Regions from separate parts of the Homo sapiens genome. Here regions 1 and 2 are each linked to region 3. Evidence: chromatin contacts called from ENCODE Hi-C or POLR2A ChIA-PET data. All regions are on one chromosome and are shown on one strand. The core of a region is the stretch at or near the end of the contact, and the rest is flanking DNA. Distances in the headings are between cores, read along the strand shown.

Region 1 (2,755 bases), core at 122-2,621, 84 kb before region 3:
AGAATTTTATAAAATAAACAGCCAAATCACCTAGGTTGAAGGTTGTCTTTTAGAATTTTCTTAAAGGGAGGCATATCTATATTTAGACATATTTTTAAGAGGCAGTAGTTTTGCTTTAAAATATATGACCTGTGAAGTCCTTTTATCTTACTAGCTGTGTAAACCAAAATAATTACATGTAACAAGTCTTATGTGGAATAATTCAGCAGCCAGTTTGAAAGAGGCTAATTAATATTTGTGGCTACATTAATCAGAAAAACTATGGAAATGTCTCTTGGTTTATTATCCCTTTTTCTATGATTCATAAACAGACATTATTACAACTGCATAAACATGAACCCTACTGGGCAACATCCTTTTTTTTTTTTTTATTTTTTTCCCCAAGATGGAGTCTTGCTCTGTCATGAGGCTGGAGTGCAGTGGCGCGATCTCAGCTCACTGCAACCTCCACCTCCTGGGTTCAAGCAATGCTCCTGCCTCAGCCTCTGGAGTAGCTGGGACTACAGGTGGGTGCCATCAAGCCCAGCTAACTTTTTGTATTCTTAGTAGAGACAGGGTTTCACCATGTGAGCCAGGATGGTCTTGATCTCCTAACCTCGTGATCTGCCTGCCTTGGTCTTCCAAAGCGCTGGGATTACAGGCATGAGCCACTGCACCCGGCCCTGGGCCATATTCTAACAGTTCCACAGGATATTTCCAGCCAGCTGGAACTATCTGCAAGACAGGGCCATTGAGGCCAGAATACCTTTCAGAGGTCTTCCCTAGCTAAGGTCAAATCATAAAATTATCGGATTATCCATAGCTGGGGGTGGATTCTCTCAAGACCGCATTAGTAATGTATTAATGATACATTAAGAAGTACTCCACAGGTCTATAACTGCTCAATCACCTTCAAAGAGTTTTTACACACATTATGTCAGGCATGAATTATTATGCCTATTTAATAGAGCTTCCTATCCTACTGCCTCTTTTTAGAAAAAAAAGTTTTATTGTGATCTTTATTGTATACATTTAAGGTACAAAACATGATGTTTAGATAAACATATACAGTGAAATGATTACTATAGTCAAGCAAATTAACAAGTCCATCTCCTCACATAGTTACAGCTAACTTAGAAAGACAGAACATCACACCCAGAGCAGGGAGCTGTGTCTCCAGCTCCCTCAGGTCCATATACCTGAGTGACTTGGAGAAAATCATGCATTTCCTGTAACTACCAGACGTAGTCACCTCAATTAAGTAATCTGTTTTGCTTAGGCATACCTTGGTAAAAGCTCACAGTACTAATCTGGACCCACCCCTTTGATCTTTGAAACCTGAGGTGCGAAAAAATATCAAAATGGAGGGCAGAGGGATTTGTTTTTATTTTCAGATCATCAAAAATACTAAACTGTTGATCAGAACCATCCATGAAGAAAGAAAAACAAATTCAAACTATGACTAATGGGGCCTGCTGTGCGTGAGTCACAAACTGAATCAAGCAAGGCCTCTGGAAGCAGGGGGAAAAGCATTCAGGAGTCACTTTGTACTCAAGCATGAACCTCCTAAAGTGTTGGTCTCTTTGCTGAACTATTTCAACACCTGGATGAAGTCCAGGAGAAGAGACGTCAGGCAGTTTAAAAATTGCTTCTCTTTCCTACTAAGGATGTTTTCAGTGACCTTGAGGAGGTGTTTAAGAATGACTTTCTTAGGTGTGAACATGAAAACAGTGGGACTTAGGGCAACATTTGGGGAGATTCCTTGCTTCAAAGTTGTCTCTAAGGCATTGCACATTCCTACTTCTTGCAGGAGGGAACTGTCTTTCCAAAGGATTTTGCAAACTGTTCTGCTTTTGCTTATCTAAACTGGAAAGAGATATATAAACAAAATATAAAATACAAAATAACATAAAGTCTGTTGATTGAGCATAGAGGCTTGGGGTCTTTAGCTTTTTTTCTTATTGTTGCTTTGTATTAAAATTCAAGGGAGTCCAAATATTTTCAGTCCCCTTGATCTAACTGGGATACTCATACAATGAGACATTGCACTTCTGATAAATATGATAATGATGAGTTTAGTTTGAATTCCCAACTGAGTGCATGTCTCTTAAAAACATTTTTCTCTTCACTTTGTAAATTTCTTATAGAGTCTAGGTTGCTCATCTGGGGAAAATGCCACAATACTTGATCTGACCTGGAAAGATTCCCAGTGAAGGTAAATTGATACTCACATAAGCCAGTTTTTATCATAAGAATTGAGACTAGTACTGAAGGTAAAGAATAAAAAGCTAGTTGGACAAACGTTCACTGCATGATTGCTACACAGTGCTTGGTGCCAGGGATAGCCAGCCACCTGGCAGCTAGGAAGAAAGCTGGCCTTACCTCAGAGCTTTCTTCTTCCTGGCTAGTCAAACTGTGAAAATCCTTTCTCATGCAACACAATAAAATAATTGGCTCCAAAATGTCTCATTCTCAGCCTCATTCCCTAATACTGGACACAGGAATCTCTTTCAGCCAAGCAGCCAAGCTCAGGCCAACATGGGACGTACCTCCACTCCTTTAAGATAAAGTCAAAGCATAACACCAGCTGATTCCTTAACTGTCATTTCACTCCAGTTTCCCTCAATTGGCATCATGTTTCCCTGATATAAGCAGCGTTAATTAAAGATTAGTTATTGAAAAGGTGGTATTGTGCTCAAGAAAACAGTGAAAAAAGAACCACCATTTAAAAAAAATGCCACCACCTTAACAATGACATTTGTCAGATATGTATTTT
Region 2 (2,928 bases), core at 209-2,708, 84 kb after region 3:
AGATTTGGGAGAAAGAGCAAGAGAAAGAGTCAGAAGTGGCACCTGAAGATGTAGCTAAATTGCTACAATCTCATGATAAAACTTTAATGGATGAAGAGTTGCTTCTTATGGAGGAGCAAAGAAAGTGGTCTCTGGAGATAGAATATATTCTGGTTGTCAGTGTTGAAATGACAACAAAGGATTGAAAATATTCCATCAACTTAGTTGATAAAGCAGCATTAGGGTTTGAGAGGATTGACTCAGATTTTGAAAGAAGTTTTACTGTAGGTAAAATGCTATCAAACAGTATCACATGCTACTGAAAAATCTTTTGTGAAAGGAAGAATCGATCAACGTGGCAAACTTCATTACTGTCTCATTTTAAGAAATTGCCACAGCCACCCCAATCTTCAGCAACCACCACTGTCATCAGCCAGCAACCATCAACATCAAGGCCAGACCTTCCACCAGCAAAAAGATCATGACCTGTGCAGGGCATGGTGGTGCACGCCTATAATCCCAGCACTTTGAGAGACCAAGGCAGGTGGATTGCTTGAGCCCAGGAGTTTGAGACAAGCCTGGGCAACATAGCGAGATGTCATTTCTACCCAAAATACAAAAGCCAGGCATGGTGGTTCACACCTGTGGCCCAGCTACTTGGGAGGCTGAGGTGGGAGGATTGCTTCAGCCTGGGAAGTAGAGGCTACAATGCACCAAGACTGTGCCACTGCACTCCAGCCTGGGTGACAGAGGAAGATCCTATCTAAAAAAATAGTGGAGGATTTGAAAAAAAAATTAAGAAGCAGACTTAAGATACTTTAATTTTTTTAATTTAAGAAAAAATATTTTCAAAAGATTATGACTTAAGGCTCAGATGACTGTTAGCATTTTTAAAGAAATAAGCTGTTTTTAAATTAAGGTATGCACATACTTTTTTAAGACATACTACTATTGCACATTTAATAGACTATATTACAAACATAACTATCATATGAACCAGGAAACCAAAAAATTTGTGTGACTCACTTTATTGCAATATTTGCTCTATTGCAGTGGTCTGGAACCAAATCTGCAATATCTCCAAGGTATGCCTGTATCTTTCCCATATGCCTATTTCCCAACTGAGATCAGAATTAACACTTATAATACAGAAAAGGGCTGGGTGATTGTTTTAACGGCCAGCCGGAAAGCAGAAAGGCTAGGGAGACAGTATCTCAGTCTAAAGAAAACCTAAAAGGCAGAAACCCTTGGGTGATAGGAAGTGAAGGTAGGTAGATAGAAGAATAAACGTCTGGGTTACTGAGGGCTGTGGGAGGGAGAAAGGAAAGCACAGTATCAATGCAGAAACAGTGTGACTACATCACAGTTTTTAAATACTTAATAATAGAAAATGGAAAGAAAAACAACTTCTTTCTAAGCACATCCTACTTTTGACCACCCATGTGGCCAGATCTCTTTGCTGTGACCCTCTCCATCATCGAGGTGACTAGAAGTACTTCACATTACAGAATTGTGCAACTTGTGAGCTTGAACATTGCCAGGAATCTCCACCTCTCAAAGACAATTCTGATTTCTTTACAAATGCAAATATTTGATCCCTGACCCAGAGATAGAATACAAAACTTTAAAACTCTTATCTTCTCATGACAGTTTTAAAAAAAGAATTAGTAGGGGGCAAAGACCTTTTGGCTGACTACAGAGTTTTCTCATTTTTTTCTTCTAAAAGCAAAGAGAGAAGAGGAAACACCAAATGAGCTTCTCCTTTCACAATAAAACCCGTTTTCAGACATTCGTCATTCTGGGAACATTGAGATTTTATTAATGGAGATAGTGTTTGGATATTCAGGCTTTCATCAACTATAGAAGCTGGCATGGTCTAAATTTGAACAAACTATTGAAATATAGCCATAAATTTCTTGCTGGAGACAGCGTCTCCATATTACAGTTTTTTTCATGACGCAAACAGTGTCCAAGGAGAAGGGCTAGAGATTCCATTCTAAATGCCACCAGGACATTCTGTTCTTCCTTCTTCACCCTCCAGATGAGAAGGGTTCCTTTCAGTTCAAAGGATGCTAATCTTGCCTCTCTTGGGACTGTCCCAAATAATAAACAGGCTGACCTTAGCTAAACAGAGCAACTGGTCAAACCTGGGAAGATCAGATTTTCAGCCTCAGAAAGCACTGTCATACGAACAAGGTTGGGAGGTTAACAGCATTAAGCCAGTTACTCTTTAGCACATCCTATGAAGTGGTGTCATGTGTGCTATTTGTGCTATTTCCCAGAGGAGGAACTTAAACTTGAAAGTAATTGACTTGTCAAGCTCCATTCAAACTGAAGTCTGTATTCAAATCCAGATCTTCCAGTATATTCCCTGACCTAGAAAACCATCTGGGATATAATAGATACCATCTATCTAGGAATCTAGCTATGTATCTACGTAGATACCTCTTGTTTACATAACTGAGGCGTTGAGCTGTCTGACTCCAAAAGTGTTTTTCTGCCAGACCATGCTGCATAGAAAGTACAGACTTTTAGAGCATCTGTTAGATTAAATACAGGTTTCCAACAGGTAGTATTTACCACTACTACAAGTCAGCCAAATCAGAAAGGTTCATTATCCTAAAAGAAATTAAAATCAGTGCCAACCTGTCATAATATACATACACACAATTTGTTTCTAAAAGTCTCTAAATGAAAGTTTTGCAAAAGTATTGATGAAAGGTATTTATATATATATGTATATGTACACACACATGTGTATCAAGTTCATTTTAATAAGTATATATATATATATCCATTTTTAGCTTTAGATATTACAAAACTATGTAATAATCAGAGTAGACCAGCAGATAAGCCTAATTAAGTATGCCCACAAACAAAAAGCACATTCTGAATGGAACAAACCAAGTGAAGTGGAGTTATGGAAAATAAGACTAAAGGACAGGCTGC
Region 3 (2,700 bases), core at 191-2,690:
TCTTTCTCTATACTTTTGTCTCTGTGTCTCTTTCTTTTCTCAAGTCTCTCATTCCACCTGACGAGAAACTCCCACAGGTGTGGAGGGGCAGGCTACCCCTTCATACTGCCTTCACAGCACCCATTGTATTCGTCCATTTTCACGCTGCTGATAAAGAAATACCTGAGACCGGGCACTTTACAGAAGAAAGAGGTTTAATGGACTTACAGTTCCACATGACTGGGGAGTCCTCACAATCATGGCCGAAGGCAAGAAGGAGCAAGTCATGTCTCGCATGGATGGCAGCAGGCAAAAAGAGGGAGAGCTTGTGCAGGGGAACTCTTTATAAAACCATCAGATTTCATGAGACTTATTCACTGTCACGAGAACAGTATGAAGGAAAGTGCCCCCATGATTCAATTATCTCCCACTGGGTCCCTCCCACAACACGTGGGAATTATGGGAGTATAATTCAAGATGAGATTCGGGTGGGGACAGAGAGCCAAAACATATCACCCACCATTAATGAAATTATCTTGTTTATATCATTGTGCTCATGTTTATTGTTTGTTTCCTCTACTAGAATGAAAGCACCACTGGATCAGGGACCTTGTCCATATTATTCACTAGTGTTTCTCTAGCATCTGCAACAATGCCTAGCCATTAGCAGGTAATTAGGAAGCATTTGTTGAATAAATTAAATTTGAATAAATTAAATTTGAATGAATTAAAAATGAATAAATGGGTTGGTGGAAGGAATAATTGGAATGAAGATTGGTATTAGGATAGATGATCAAAGAATTTACTAATTGATATGCCCCAGACACGGACAGATTAGAAAGACTGTCATCCATAGAAGGCCTGGAGGCCCCCTCTTGCCAGATGACATTTTAGTGGACCCAAGGAAGACCCAGAGGATCCCTGAAATATTTCAACATTTTAACAACTGGTCTGTCCCCCAGTGCATACCATTTAAACACCACTCTGCTGGCTAGGACAACCATGTAATGTGCTATGGTAACAAAGTTTCACAGACTGGACAAATACATGAAATGGCTCATTTTTGAGTGCTCGGTAACATCATCTTAGTGCCCGCAAATCACGTATCTGAGGCTATGTAAAAATAAGACTGATCAGCTCGAATGTCAAGCTCTCAGGCATCTTTCTTTGCTTTGTGGGACTGAAATCATTTAAGGAAAGGAATGAGATCACTTACACTTTCTAAAGACTGAGGGACGCCCTGAGCTTCCCAGTTCTCCTACCCACATTTCTCTGAAGTCAGTGAGGCACTACTTCTGCTTGGCAACAAAGAATCTGCCTTCTCTTATTTCCCAAAGTCCCCCTTTTTTTTTGCCAAGATAATCTTTCCCAGACAGAGGCATTCAGGAGAAATAGAAGTCTCATGTCCCAAGAAATGGGGAAGGGAGGCGGGAAATCACACAGAAAAGGCCCTGGCGGTGCTTAGTCAAATGAGTTCAGCATTTGGATAGGGACCAGCAGCTGACACACATATGAGAAGATTAGGAGAGTATGTGTACTGAATAGTTCACCAAAACCAAAGAAATTAAAATTGTAAGGCTGTGGGAAAAAATACTAGTTATGAGAATAAAGCAATTAATTTTCCTTACAAAATATCTGTTAACCACAATTGGCAAATTAACTAATCCCCAAAATAATCAACACTATAAAACTTCACTCGGTTGTTTGAGAAAGGAGAAAGCCTGTTAATCAGAGCCAATTTTTAATGGCTGATTTTTCTAAAGCCCTTTTAGTGCTCAAATAAGGGTAACTACTAAGAGTCTTTTGGAAAACTACTATCAGGAATGAATGAGAAACATTCTTAATGACTTTAGATTGCTATATTCATTAGTTGCTAGCATACTTAAAAGTAGATTATTATTATTGTATTAAGTATCCTGTCTTGTTTCTTAGAAATATTTTCTCCACACATGTTAATATTTAAAAAATCAGTCCATGCAATGATGTGATGATTAGAACCATAAATAGTTTGGACACTAGTTAATGAAGCTTTTCATTTTTAGGAAAACAGCAGAATTATCTCAGAAAGGCTATCAGTGCATAGCTTTTAACTCTACCTCCTGCTGTCCAGGGATGTTAAACATTGGTAAACAGAAAGTGAACATGGAGGAAAGATTTTCTGATTGATGAGGGCAAGTCTTTCAAAAAGCATCCAATTTAAAAGATATCCTTTTCCTGGCGGAAAACCAAAGAAGTCTCTAACCCTCTCCCACCACAATGTCAGTAATTTTTTAGATGGCATTTTTCCTCAGAATAATTAACATTATACAGCAGACAGAATTCTATCAACCCTACAATTCACAGATAGCAAAAAATAACCCTCCAAAAGCCAGAATAATGGAAAACATGGATGAAATCATAAAGTCACAGTAAGAATTTCCATAGAGAGTAAACTGATTCCGTTGCAAGCCAGGGAGTTCTGTAAAATTATCTTGTGTTGTCTAAAATAGAGAAGTAACTAAGATAGGATATTCCATGCAACATGTTGTCCAGGGTAGAACAGACTAGTAGTGATCACTCCAGGCTCAAGATTTAACCAATAACCTAGTAATAAGGATGGGTAACTAACAATAGAAACACACCGCAGAGGTGGCGGCGCCTGTAATCCCAGCTACTCAGGAGGCTGAGGCAGAGAATTGCTTGAACCCAGGAGGCGGAGCTTGCAGTGTGCGGAGATCGCGC

Evidence for each region. Hi-C counts contacts between places; a loop is a spot of excess contacts on that map. ChIA-PET counts read pairs that join two places held with the same protein, here RNA polymerase II (POLR2A). Pooled maps may share reads with other maps.
Region 1: a map of PC-9 shows a loop between it and region 3 (2.4-fold over the local background). The contact joins two enhancer-like sites. A Hi-C loop is called at or near these places in 2 of 168 maps with a recorded cell type or tissue (PC-9 and tibial artery) and 2 of 50 pooled maps. POLR2A ChIA-PET finds 5 or more read pairs at or near these places in 2 of 52 experiments (K562 and MCF 10A).
Region 2: a map of endothelial cell of hepatic sinusoid shows a loop between it and region 3 (5-fold over the local background). The contact joins two enhancer-like sites. A Hi-C loop is called at or near these places in 2 of 168 maps with a recorded cell type or tissue (Caco-2 and endothelial cell of hepatic sinusoid). POLR2A ChIA-PET finds 5 or more read pairs at or near these places in 2 of 52 experiments (AG04450 and OCI-LY7).

What each region holds. Positions count from the first base shown.
Region 1 is chr9:110,743,605-110,746,359 of GRCh38, forward strand. The region is part of intron 6 of MUSK (muscle associated receptor tyrosine kinase); the gene reads left to right. Among named protein-coding and RNA genes, the nearest start is that of MUSK, 76 kb to the left of the region's middle. Within about 2 kb of position 1,372, at least 6 of the 41 ENCODE cell types and tissues checked have a DNase peak (open chromatin) inside an H3K27ac peak, as active enhancers do.
Region 2 is chr9:110,910,797-110,913,724 of GRCh38, forward strand. All of the region lies in intron 5 of LPAR1 (lysophosphatidic acid receptor 1), which reads right to left. Among named protein-coding and RNA genes, the nearest start is that of LPAR1, 130 kb to the right of the region's middle. Within about 2 kb of position 1,459, at least 6 of the 41 ENCODE cell types and tissues checked have a DNase peak (open chromatin) inside an H3K27ac peak, as active enhancers do.
Region 3 is chr9:110,827,116-110,829,815 of GRCh38, forward strand. No RefSeq gene overlaps it. Among named protein-coding and RNA genes, the nearest start is that of MUSK, 160 kb to the left of the region's middle. Within about 2 kb of position 1,441, at least 7 of the 41 ENCODE cell types and tissues checked have a DNase peak (open chromatin) inside an H3K27ac peak, as active enhancers do.